Regions from separate parts of the Mus musculus genome. Here region 1 is linked to region 2. The links are chromatin contacts, found by POLR2A ChIA-PET in ENCODE. All regions are on one chromosome and are shown on one strand. The core of a region is the stretch at or near the end of the contact, and the rest is flanking DNA. Distances in the headings are between cores, read along the strand shown.

Region 1 (6,813 bases), core at 1,713-4,212, 54 kb after region 2:
TGCATAGTGTGCTGTGTTGTGCCTATACACCTGTCACCTGCTCTGCATTCATTGAATCCACGTTGCTAGTTTAAAACTGATTACGGTAGGAGCATTTATATCATGGAAATTGGCAAACACTACAATGAGGCCTCTTATTTCACTGCTTCATTGTGAACCAGTTCCTATCAGACCACTGTACATACATACATGCAAGCACAGGCCCCAATGTAGACCTCTTGCATATCTGTAAGCATAGATGGCTCTACTTTTATACTATGTCGCAGTACAGTACAACATGTCAGGGAAAACTGGGTCATGCATGAAAATATTGTATCATATACATCATTCATAATTACAGCCTGTTTCCAAGATATGTATCTGCCTGCCTTTTGCGGTAAGTCAAATGTCGTTGCTAGGCATCAGGGCACTCAGATATCTTCTTGAGCTCTTTTAAGGAGCTCTATGTCATGAAAGACTCATCTTCTATGTAGGTGCATGCTATTCTCTCCTTTAACTCAGCTCCACGTCGGAGAGCGCCGCTGGCATAGAACCAGAAGTCTTAACACTTTCCCAAGTCCTTGAAGGAGTAATTGCTCAGTAGCCAAAGATAATTTACACTGCTTGACTCTTTCGGCCTTTCTCGCTAACAGAAATGTATTTATGAATTCAGCGGCTGTCACTGGAATATTATTCCCTTGCTGAGTACAATTAAGCCAAGTCTAAAGCTCAGAATGGAACCAAATCCTGAATAAATACTGTTTTAAGGCTGATGTAATTTCTTGCTTTTCTTGCAAACTGCAATTGAACATGCAAATCTAAGGGACCAGCCGTACAGGAGGCCAGCCAATATGTTAAGGCTTTTAATCTGCTTAATGGGATAAAGGTTGGGCATAATTAAATATCTTTGAGCTTGAATCTTTCACTGCAATAAGTAAATGACTTTGAATTAAATTATTCCAGGGATAAAACAAAAGCACTTATTAAGGTATGAATTTTGAAAGAATAACTAACTCTCTGTCTAGTTAAGGAACTTGGGCCAAATGCCTGAAAATTATCTTCCAACTTAGTAGGAAGCTGGGTTCCTTCGTGCAGGCTTTTCCTGGAGCCCGGGCTTTTCCTTTCGTGTTTGGCTTCCATACTGTCCCATGAACATACTGGATGGCTGTTGGTGACCCAAAGGTCGCTTCAAAGGCTGCAAATTCCAAGCAAAGCTTGCCTGAGGGAGTTTGTACTTTCCTGGGATAAAGTGTCTGCCTCTGGAAGTGAGGAAAGAGTCCTTTCACTGCTGGAGCAGAATTCCTGTGAAGTGCTCACAAGCATGACATCCCCCTGCCTCAGATACTATCTGGAAACACTGTTCTGAGATCTGAGTCTTCTTCTCGCTGCTACTTTGCCTGCGACAGCTGTGGTCTAAACAGCTGCCTCTCTGCAAACGTGTCTTTGCTCCCAGGTTCTAGGCTCACCTGTCTGCCTGTTGTCCAGAAAAGAGTTCAGTCTTCCCGTTAAGCATCGCAACAAACTAGTTGGACAGGACTCTGCAGCATTGAGGCAGCCTAGAGTACCTTCGTAGGCTATGTCCAGGGATCAGAAGGTCAGCAGGAGTCAACGAGGCTGGGTCACTAGATCCCTGCTTAAAGGCAAAGGCGTCATGCAAAAGTCACAAGACTTGTGGCTGGTTGCTGTACTGCCACCTCTCATGTCCCCAGAGATCTACTCATCCTAGAATTTTAATCTTGGCTTTTCTTTGCTGAGTAATAGACCTTCCCCCTGCCCCCCCCCATCTACATACTCATGTATTTATAGACAGATTCACAGACATGCAAAGCTATACTCTTGGGTGTATGTGTGTGCATATGTGTAAGCCCTAATACTCAACCTTGCTTCTGATTAATTTTGACATATTTTTCTGCCGTAACACTATATTGTCCTTTCTAATTGTGACCTACATTGTGGGGTCATTTACACTTATTTTGATATTCTACATTTTAAATTCCACCTGTTATGTTTTCTATAACAGAACTTCTTTGGATCCAATGCCCATCAGGTATTTTATTGGTAGAATGGATTCTGTTTCCAGGTTGACTCATTTAAGCCCTGATAAACCAGAGCCCTGGCCTCCTCAGCAACTTGAAGATTATCAAAATCACCTTATCTGAATGGGGGAGGGGGGACCGGGTGGGGGGAGTAAGTATTCAGCTGTAGTGACTCAGCCAACTCCTCCCATTCCCCCCCCCCCAAAAAAAAAACTATATAGGAGACCGTTCTCCATGAGGAAATGAAGGTATAAAACGTTTTCCAAGATCCAGAGGAAGAGAGACAAGCTCATGAATGACAAATGCCATGGAGGGCCAGAGTGACTGTTTGTTCAAAAAGCTTTTGAATACGAGGCTCCAGTGGCCCATCCCATGGGTGGCTGTGCCCTTCAGCAGACACAGAGCCTCTGACTACTATCTGCACGGTCCTCCGTGTAGTGTTCCCCACAGCCAGATCTCCCCACATCCACGGACATCGAACGTCTGGAATACCAGCCCTGGGAATTTCCTCAGCTGTGCTGGAGCTTGGGAAGGCTCAGCATTGTTTGTGGAGCCATGGAGGCAAAGCTAGGAACTGTGTGCTGCTGACTGGATACCAGGTGGTCTCCTCAGCCACAGTGTCTTTCCCGAAACTCCACACTCACTCGTGTGGAGTCACTCAGGAAGGTCTCTGTGCGTGGAACCTCAAAGAGACAGTCCAAACACTTGAGCCGCTTTAGAAATTAATGGTCAGGAATGAGTTAGTTAAAATCTATGAGAGACTGCTCAAATACACCTCTGACTCCCAAATCCTGCAGCCTTTAAAAAAATTAGTGAATGAAAATAAAGTTCTCCGAATCTCTGAAGCCCTCCTTCCCCACGAGAGGACCTTGTGCTCTGGACACGCACCATCAGCATTTCTATTTAGGGGCAAACCTCAGACAGAGAAATGTTTACCATTGAGCCGTCCCAGCACAGTGAAGTGACTTTTCTGTCACTGAGGTCACCCTGCCATGGGCCTCTCACTTCCTCTTCAGCTGCTAGTATTCCAGCAATCCCTGCGATGCAGAACTGCCCGCCCAGCCATCTCTCACCCTTAATGACAAGGGGGACTGTGACCAGTCACATTTTCTCACAGTTCAGAGTTGGGTCTTAGAATTTGTCCCAAATCCTCCAATCCCCCTTGGTCTTCTCAGATCCTTGGTTTTGTTTTGTTTTTTTCCTCGGTGGAATGCATCTGGAGCTCAGATACAGGACTCACCCCCAGTGTTGGAGCTTGTAGGTCACAGTGACATCCAATGGATTCATTAACATAGCAATGGGAAAGAGACTAGAAGGCCGGGCTTCCGGGGAATGCCACGCTTTTGTTTTAAATCCCCACATTGAATCCTAATAAGACTGGGAGAGAGCAGGGGATACAAGGATCTGTTTTGCAAAACTATGGGGCCACAAGCATAGAGATGGAGCTGTGGGAGTGAAAAGCCTAACGCTAACAAGTTGAGCAGCAGTGGGGATAGGGGTGGGTGGGGGTGGAGATAAGGGGGTGCGAATCTAAAATAAGACTCTAGACACTAGCTTCCTAGGCTCTTGTTTCAACAGGGAAAGTGTCCCACATCTCCCTTCTTTCTTTTATGTTTGGGGAGGTAAGATCTCACTAAGTATCCATGGCTGGCCTGGATTATATTATATTATATAGACCAGACTGGCCTCACACTCAGAGAGGTTCACCTATCTGCTAGCACTCAAGAAAAAAAAAAAAAAGGAGGAGGAGGAAGAGGAAGAGGAGGAGGAGGTCTTCTGGCTGCCCCACCTGGTTCCCTCCCTCTCCTCTCCCTTCACACCCCTCCCAACATGGCCCAGCTCAACTTGGTCATGTCCACTCTGGACTCTCAGATATCCCAGTTCCTGCCCCTGGCTGTGCTCTCCCTTTTATTTATAATAAACTTCGTCCTGCACCTAGAAGCGGTCATGACCTTTCCTTTCCTTTCTTTCCTTTTCTTTTTTCTTTCTTTATTTATTTTTCCCATTCACCCCTGGGCTTTATTCTTTGAGAACACAGTGCCTTTTCCCCTTCCCTGTTTTCCAGAACCAGGCTGTGTTACCGTAACTTGGAGATCTTTCCATCGCTTTTGGCTTTGGTTTGGAGAAGCAGGTAAGTCAGTAACATGAAAATTCTATGACGCGAGCCTGAGAGGGCTTAGCTTCACATCTGTTTTTTATTTTTCCATGTGCAGAGTAGCTTTCTGCATGCCACCTGTAGGTTTTGATTCCAGCATCCTCAGACAACAACAGAGACTCCTCAGATAGGGCCAGAGTAATGGGCCTACTTAAACACATGATCAAAAGTTGTATGTACAGTTTAAGAAAATCAAATTTTAGCCAAAGAACAGTGTTAGAAGTCTTCGAGGTACAGGGATGAGAGTGCTTCTTCTTGGTTCATTTAACTTTTTGTCTAGAAATTCCAGAGAACATGTAAAATTGCTTCTTCTAGAAGTCTCAACTCTGAAATCTCTCCCTCTATGATGCACCCTGCCACCCACTGTCTACTGTTACAAAGGGGTGCCCGCTGTGAGTGCAGAATTTGGAACTTAAAGGCTCAACAAACAATTTTATTCAGGGCATGGGAGGGGAGTTGAGGGAGCAGAGACAGAGAGGAGAGAGAGAGGAGAAGAGGAGTAGAGGTCGGCCATGAGCACATGGAGAGAGGGGTGGAGAGGAATGGGGGGGAGAAGGGACAGAGGAGGAAGATGGTAAGAGAGCAAGAGAAGCAGAGACTGAGGATAGGCAAGCAGCCCCTTTTATGAACTCACTATAACTGAGTAACTGCGGGGCGGTGCCTAGAAGAAATGCTAACAATGATAGTTATAGAAAAATGCTAAGAGTGCTTCCTCCTTAACGCCTGCCCCTACTTTTTTTGATCAAAGAGAAAACCAGATCCTAAGAGAAGAGGCGAGCAGAAATCACTGTCACCAATGCTCCCTCAGGAGACTCTAAGATCTGTGCTGCCTCTTGGGTTGTTGTTTGTTTGTTTGTTTGTTTGTTTGTTTGAGACAGGGTTTCTTTGTGTAGCCCTGGCTGTCCTGGAACTCTCTCTGTAGACCAGGCTGACCTCCAACTCAGAGATCTGCCTCCTGAGTGCTGAGATTAAAGGTACCACAACCACCTGGCTAAGACATACGTTTTTTTTTTAACTACAATCGGGCTCTTGTTGGGACAGGGGAAACAGGAGTAAGTATGGTTATTTGGTGATGTTTGAGAAGGGTCAACTTGGGGATACTTCCTGGAAGTACAATAAGTGTGGCAGGAAAGGGAGTTGGTGGGGGGTAGATGCAGAATCTGCTTCTATGCCCCAAGTGTGCATTCCTGCTACTGAGCCTTCTAAAGAGCCACCAGGAAGGGCTGCCACTTATGGCTCCTGCCTTGTTCACTCAGGGACTTGGGCAATTCTGCCATACTAAGTCTGTAGATCCCAGCCCAGCCCAAGGGAAATACTTACCACTTCATGCACCCTGCCTGCCTTTTGTCAGTCACGCAGCCAGCCGTTGGCAGAGGAGTGGGTCTGTGAAGGTCAGGATGTATCCAGGGCAAGAAATAGACTCTTTGTGGTTTTGCCACATAGAAACACCAGGCAGATCAGCTTATTGCCCCGATAAAGACTGATAACCAAAGAAGAAGTGAGTGTGTTCTGTGAAATTTGATGTCTTAAACTGTACATCTTGTCCAGGAGATTTTCCTCTGGACCTTTCCTCCTCACAGGTGTTGCTACTTGGTCCAAGCTGGGGTGTGTGATATCAAGGTTGTAGGTTCTCCCAGGCTGCATCAGGTATTGATGGCCAACATAAGAACACATACCGTCTCACCAGGGCCCAGAATAGAACATTTGGCATCCTTGCAGAAGAAGGAATGGATTAGGAACTGGGACCAATTAAAACTTCTCCATGGCTTATTTTGTTATTCCCCATGTCTCTCTCAAGTTACTGACTGAATTTTCTCACCTTCCTCTTCTCCCAGCATCTCTCATCAGCAGTGTAATGGTCTGTCTTGCATATCTTTTTTTCTTTTTTTTGGGGGGGGGGGGATTCTGTAACTCCAGCTCAGGGGTACTCATGCCTTCTCTTTATTCACATCTTTGCTTTATTTGGGAACCCTCAGGACTCCCTGCCAACCAGTGTACCTACAACAGGCCCTGCTTTGACATGGACAACCCTCTAAATTTCAAACAGTCTTAGCGACCCATAGACTCCCTTTGAGGGTGTGTCCCTTAACTAGGCTTAAAGATAATCTCAGTTATCCGATGGCTGTTTACTTGATGGTTCCCGCTAGGACACAGGACCAAGTATAAAAAGTGATAACTCAATAGACGTTGCTAATCCCACTGGGCAAGAATAAGACCACTACCACCATCTTGAGCCATATTTGAAGCAATTAATTGAATACTGGCCCAGATGATGGACTCTAGCCAGGTCCATTCCTGGGTTCCCAGAAAATGTCTACAAGTCATATATTTTGCAGAGGCTTATAAAGGCAAACCCATAAGGTTACATTTTTCTCAGCAGGTCCAATCAGCGGCAAGCATATATCCTGAAGCACTTCTTGTCTGTGTACCTCCCACTTACATCCAATCAGGGGCAAGCATACATCCTGACGTATTTCCTGCCTACGTACCTCACACCTACATCCAGTACGATTAGGCCAAATAAACTTGTTTAAGGGAGTGAAGCATGTGGCTTGTTTTCTCCCATAAGCAATAGCTTCCAGCATTTCGGGGAAAGATCTGTCCTTGGGCAAGACACTTAAAGGTTAGCAACAGTTTTTTGTT
Region 2 (6,462 bases), core at 40-2,539:
GTTGGAATCCCAAGGCAGGCCATAGCGTTTGCTTTAATGCCAGGACTGGGGAGACGAGGATCCCTGGGCTCAGTGGCTGGCTACTCTCATTCATTTTATGAGTACCAGGTAAAAAGCAATTCAAAAGACACCAATGTTGGTCTCCGGCCTCCACGCTTGTGCACATATATGAAGATCCACTATACACATGAATGCACATAAACAAATGAATGCGTATGCACACATACAAAACACACACACACAGTCTTTACTCAATAACCTTCATAGTCAGGTCTCAGTTGATGAGGCTGTACAATCAAATGCTAGTTAAGTCAGCTACAATTGGTTTATTGTACCTGATGGTGTGTCCACAGAACTACAAAGGCCCAGGCAGGAAAACACTCAAGTTTTGTCTAGATGACAGTGGGAAAGGCAAAGAAACCTTCACCCAAGAGACTCCCTTAAGCCATGCAGAAGCAGAAGAAGGCAGAGAAGTGAAAAATGCTCTTTGGGTAGGAAAGCAGGTAGGTGGCTTGCCTGGGGCAATGTGGGCTGATGTGAGGCAGGTAGGGGGAGGGGGATTGACAGATTGGTGCAGCAAGTCTGGAATGGTACCCATGGGGGTGTTCCTATGGTTCCTAGGGAGGTTCAGCTGGAAGCTGACAAGCTCCAATCTGCCTTGTAAAGAGTTCTAGTATCTGGAAAGCCCAGCTTGGGGAGGGTGGGGAGGTGGGGTTGGGCTACTGTACTATCCAGAGCCTGTGAGCTGCAAAACTTCTATAATCTGCATCGACTTCCATCATATCCAGAAATGGCCAGTCAGTCTCTTGGCCGCTGGGCAAGGGTAGAATTGTCTTAGAGCAGCGAACCCTTCTGTTGCTTAATCGGGAAGCCTTAGGGTGTGTGTGTGTGCATCCAGGATTCAAAGACATATCCTCACTTGCCTGTTCATGTTCCAGAACTCTGTTGGCCCACACTTCAGGGCGAAAAAGAGTCTTAGTCACCAAGTGGGCATGGCTTCTCTGGTCCCAGTGCCCTGCTCTCTATGGCAGTTGTTGGTTGGCGGGTGGTTTTAGGGCTTAACCCTTGCCCGGCGCCTGCTGTGTCTTCAGGGCTGGCTGGGAGGCAGGATTCTGACCCTGGTATATGCTGGCCTTCAGGACGGCTGCGGGGTGGTGGGAACCATGGTGCAAGGCGAAGTTTCCACTGGCTGCTTGCCACTGTTCCCAGTGCACACGACACCCCACCCTACAGCAGGATGCCCTGCCCTGCAGAGCGCTTGGAAGTGATAAATACGTTTGTTTTTGCATTCGAGCCTTTCCTGGCACAGGAGGAAAAGCATCTGCAGCAGCTTGGTCTTGCCATGGGGCTGGCGCTCGGGCGCTCGCTTTCACTCAATCTGACCCCCCCCCCCTCCGGGGGTGGGGAATGATTACACCCGCTGGATCCTAGGCCTCCAAGGACAGGGGGTGGGTGTGGAGGGTGCTGAGATGAAGGGCTCCCCAGCTGCTTATCAACATCAAAGGTTCGTTAACCACGCCGCCCCCACGTAATCAAAGCCCAGCTTCATCCCGAAGGCCTTGTTGGCATTGTGCCCGTGTATTGAGGAGCAGGTATGTCTAAAGGCTTTAGGAAACTGAGCACTTAGCAGGTAGAAACACACTTGCTTTCCTCTCCCTGGTGAGCCAGGAGGAGAGAGACACCGCAGAGGCTCCTGTGAACTCCAGGCTCCGGGTGCAAATCTATTTGGACAGCCTTTGCCAGGGGCCGGCTGAACACTGATGTGCCAGGGGTTCCACGTGCCAGGGCACCACTGGCTGCCTTACAAGGCAGCTAGCTTGAGTTGCCAATGTTATGGTGCTACCTAACTATGGACAGATATTTGCCAAATGCCTCCGTGTATCAAGTGTGGTGCTTGCTGTATGAGCAGGAGACATTTTTATTATTATTATTTTAAGTTAAGCTGCATTGTATAGCAATAACTGAAGAGTCTGTCTGGTTGAGATGCGCTAATTTCTGAGGACCAAAAAAACTAAGGTATTAAAAAAAAAAAATCATCCCATTCTTCATTGTCTTAACCTGGGTAGGAAGAGACATTATACTCTGATGGACATCAGAACAACTGCTCCCTCCTCCCCACCCCCAGCCCCTCGTTTTGTTCAAGTAGAAGTTAAAGAGATCTGGGGGTGCGGGGAGGGGGTGCTAAGGCTTTGCTGAGGCAAGCAGTGTATCACTGCAGTTCAGAGTTCAGTTTGCAGGACTGGCAAGATGGCTCAGTAAGCAAAGGTGCTGGTGTTGTCTGCCAGCCTGCCAGACAACAGGCCAGCCCCTAGAGCTTGTGTAAGGATGGGAGAGAGAACTGACTTCACGGTCCTTTCCTGAGCTCCACGTACGTTCCGTGCTACACACCTGTGGTAAGCCCACACTTACACGCACATCAAATGCACACGCACACAGTAATAGTAAAATTTTAAACGTTTTATTTGGGGCAGGGTGGGGAGCAGGCCTTCTGCCTCCCCTAAGCTTTGTCTCTTCATTTGTACAAAAGGAAAGCACAAACATGACTGAGCTCATGAGGCAAAGGGGGAAAACTATCACCTGACACTGTCAGCTTGGATGGACTGAGGAGCGCCTGGGAGATTTGTAGCACACACTTCTGCAGTGTCTGTGAGGGTGTTTCCAGAGAGGAATAACTGAGGGAAAACTGCTCTGAATAGGGATATTACCATCTGGTAGTCTAGGGCCCTAAGAAAATGAAAAGAGAAGCCAGCTAGAGGAGAGGAGGCATTCTCTCTCTCTCTCTCTCTCTCCCTCTCTCTCTCTCTCTTTCTCTCTCTGTCTCTCTCCCCTCCTTCCCTCCCTCCCTCCTGACCATCACACAAGAGCTGCTGTGCCCCACCAGAGCCGCCTATCGTATTGCATTGAAACCTCCAAAACCATGAGCCCATATAAAAACTCCCTCCTTATTTTTCACAGGTATTTGTCTAAAGTGCCTAACACACGCAGGTGATTGTGTCGAATGAATATTCAGTAATGTAAGATGTTCTGGAGTAAGCAGGTGGGAATAATTATAGATAGGCATGAAAATAGAGACATGTGCAAAGTGCTAACTCAACTCAGGGGCATCTTGAGACAATCGGGGAGGACTCACAGAACAGGCACTCCTTAGCTAGGCAATGAGGAATGGCTAGGAGTTCTTCAGGGAGGAAGAAAAATGGCGGCAGACATTCTGGAAGGTGCTCATAGCTTGTACAAAGACAGAGGTACGTAGGATCATAGTCTAGTCTGAGAACCACAGGAGTTGTTTAAGGATACAAATTGTGGCTCTGATGGAGTCATAAAGTGAGACTCTATCAGAAATATCATTCAAATTGCTGACGTCAGTGGTCTGAATGAAAATGGCCCCTGCAGGCTCATGTGTTTGAATACTTGGTCCCTGTTGGTGGGCCTGTTTGGAAGGATGAGGAGGTGTGGCCTTGGTGGAGGAGGTGTGACCCTGAGGTTAAACTTGGAGATTTCAAAAGATCATGCCATGCCCTGCGTGCCTCTGAGCCCTCGGCTGTTCCTTCCATAAGGCATTTTTGCTTAGCTATTATGGACTCTAACTCTCTGAACAATAAGCCCAATTAAACTTTCTTTTTAAGTTGCCTTGGTGGCAGTGTTTTATCCCAGAAATAGAAGAGTTACTAACACACTCAATGATCAATAATGAAACAAGTAAAGTGCCGAGGATTTAAGAACGTCAATGTAGAAGTGATCAGAAATGCTGAAAAGCATTCCGTAGCTCAGTGGCGAAGGGTCTCCAATGTCCCCATGACCCTGGATTTGATTCTTCCTATTTTGCATAAAATAAAAAATAAAAAAACAAAACAAGCAAATACACAAACAAAAAAAAAAACCCACTGAAAACAATGTGCAATGGGTGTAAAAGTGGCGTGTATCCTCAGAGTCCAAATCATTTGTGTCATGTTCACTGGTCTACCTCTTATCCCTAACCCATTTAGACTCTGTCTGGTTCTTCAGCTGCTCCCCCCGACCCCCCAAAACCTACACCTGCAGGAACATTTGCATGCATACACACCACTCAGTCTTCTTCCTTCTCTGACTTGTGCTGGCAGAAGACTGACCTTCCCAGAATCGATCTACTTGCCTCCCTTGTCCTGTTACTGGTAGGTTTGATCCCCTGAGAGTGGTACAAGAAAGAGGCTGGGGCAGCTATTTCTCCAGCCATGCTCTGCTGTGCACAATGGCCAACTGCCATTGCTGGGCCCCACAGCAATCCTTCTGTATCCTGCCTTATAAGAGGGAGAGATGTATTACGGATTCAGCCATGAGCCACCAAAATTCCTATGCTGAAGTTCTAACAGAAGGTAACCTTGGTAAGAGGGTTTTTGAAGGTGTAATTTGTTAGGATGAAACCGGACTCCAGTCTGCCTGACAGCCTTCAAACAGGGAAGACAAGGACACTGGTTGGCATGCAGAGAACCCCAGATGATTGCTGGGAGTATGCTGTCACAAACCAAGTAGCTACTCTAATAAGGAGAGAGTCTCCCCCAGCACTGTCAGCAGCAGCCTGGTCCTGATGATACCCTGACTTCACACGGTGAACTCCAGAGCTGTGTGTGTGTGTGTTTGTATGTGTATATGTGTCTGTCTCTGTGTGCGTATGTGTCTGTCTGTGTGTGTGTATGTGTATGTTTGTGTGTGTATGTGTTTGTGTGTGTGTGTTTGTATGTGTATATGTGTCTGTCTGTGTGTGTGTATGTGTATGTTTGTGTGTGTATGTGTTTGTATGTGTGTGTGTTTGTATGTGTATATGTGTCCGTCTGTGTGTGTGTATGTGTATGTTTGTGTGTGTATGTGTTTGTGTGTGTGTGTGTGCCTTAGCACATGAGTGAAGGTTAGAGCACAACTTTGGGTATCAGTCCTTTGATCTTGAATGACACAGTGTCTCTGGTGTTTGGGCTGCTTATGCCAAGCTAAGTGGCCCTTGAATTTCTGGACATTCTCTGGTCTCTGCCTCCCATCTCACCACAGGAGCATTGGCATGCAACATGCAACTGTGCCTGGCTTTGTATGTGTTCTTGGGATTTGAACCCAGATCCTCACTCTTGCTCAGCAAGACTAAAAGACCCACAGAGCCATCTGTCTGTCCAGCCCTGGCATGTTCTTTGTAGATGGCACTGCACCAGAGGAAAAGATGGCAGCAGGAAACATGCACAACTTAATTGGTGTTTTGCATGCTGGCCAAACTCTTAAATGTCAACAGTTGAGACACTTAGCAGTCTGGGTGACTTCCTGGGCACACTAGGCCTCAGGCTTCCATCTGTAGAGCAGGCTTTCATCCCTGTGGGGTCTTTACAACATATGGGAAGAGTAGAATAGACTTCACCAGACACTCTTGCTTGTATTGACTCTTATCAGAAGGGCCTGTGTACTGTGGAGTGTCACAGCCCAACAGTCCTTGCAAGTTGGAAACACAAATATCTCTTTATCCCACAGCCCTTTCCACTCTCCTCCATGCCAGCGTCTAAACAAAGGTCAGCTTGTATGCTTTGGCTGCGTTTCCAGATTTCTCCTCGGAACCATACAATGAAAAGATCTCTTCTTAGCCTAAAAGTCTTATTTATTTTCTCCACTCAGGACAAGACCCATCATTGGCTATGACCTGGAGGGATTGTGTGACACTGGCACGAGGTTGGGCTATTGGTAAGATGGCCACTCAGCTCGTTTCTCAGGCTCGAAAGGCCAGCAGCTGTTCTTGTAACTGTGAATGGCACTTATGCTCTTAAACGCCACTTCAAGACAAATGTAAAGATGAGGGTGCATGCTTGTAATTCCACACCTTCGGAGACTGAGGCAGGAGGATTATGAGCTCAAGACAAGCCTGGGTGACACAGTGAGGTTTGTAATAGATCAGATCTTGTATTAAAAGTTCAAACAAGGGCTAGAGATATGGTTCGATAATTAAAAGCACTCATATTCGACCAAAGGACCCATGTTCGATACCTAGCACTCTTGTGGTGGCTCATAATGATCTGTAACACCTTGGACACCGGGCATGTGCATGATATGTGAACACACATCAGGCAAAACACCCAGACACATAAAATAAAAACAATTCAAACAAAACAAAATCAAACAAAAAGGTTGTCATGGTGGCTGAGTGGGGACAGACACTCGCCACCAAGTCTGACGACCTGAGTACCATTTCTGTGACTCACATGATGGCATGAGAGAGAGACTCCTACAGATTGTCCTCTGACGTCCATTAGTGTATCATGGCACAGGTGCAGGCACACACACACACACACACACACACACTCCACAATGTTCTAAATACATAAATAAATAAGAAAAATATTTGAAAAAATAAGTCTTTTTAATGTGTTCCAGCACATTCTCCCCAAAAAATGTTGTGCCAAACAGCTAGATTTGTGGTCCTCACAGCAGCTTCATAAGGTCTACAATGCTAAATTTCTT

Evidence for each region. ChIA-PET counts read pairs that join two places held with the same protein, here RNA polymerase II (POLR2A).
Region 1: POLR2A ChIA-PET joins it to region 2 with 11 read pairs in embryonic stem cell. The contact joins two enhancer-like sites. POLR2A ChIA-PET finds 5 or more read pairs at or near these places in 3 of 5 experiments (Patski and embryonic stem cell).

What each region holds. Positions count from the first base shown.
Region 1 is chr2:71,742,014-71,748,826 of GRCm38, forward strand. Gm17250 (a long non-coding RNA gene) reads right to left here. Exons shown (of 5, transcript XR_866415.1): 3 at 5,491-5,650; 4 at 1,446-1,612. Among named protein-coding and RNA genes, the nearest start is that of Gm17250, 5.1 kb to the right of the region's middle. Within about 2 kb of position 2,963, at least 1 of the 3 ENCODE cell types and tissues checked has a DNase peak (open chromatin) inside an H3K27ac peak, as active enhancers do.
Region 2 is chr2:71,689,557-71,696,018 of GRCm38, forward strand. No RefSeq gene overlaps it. Among named protein-coding and RNA genes, the nearest start is that of Platr26, 27 kb to the right of the region's middle. Within about 2 kb of position 1,290, at least 2 of the 3 ENCODE cell types and tissues checked have a DNase peak (open chromatin) inside an H3K27ac peak, as active enhancers do.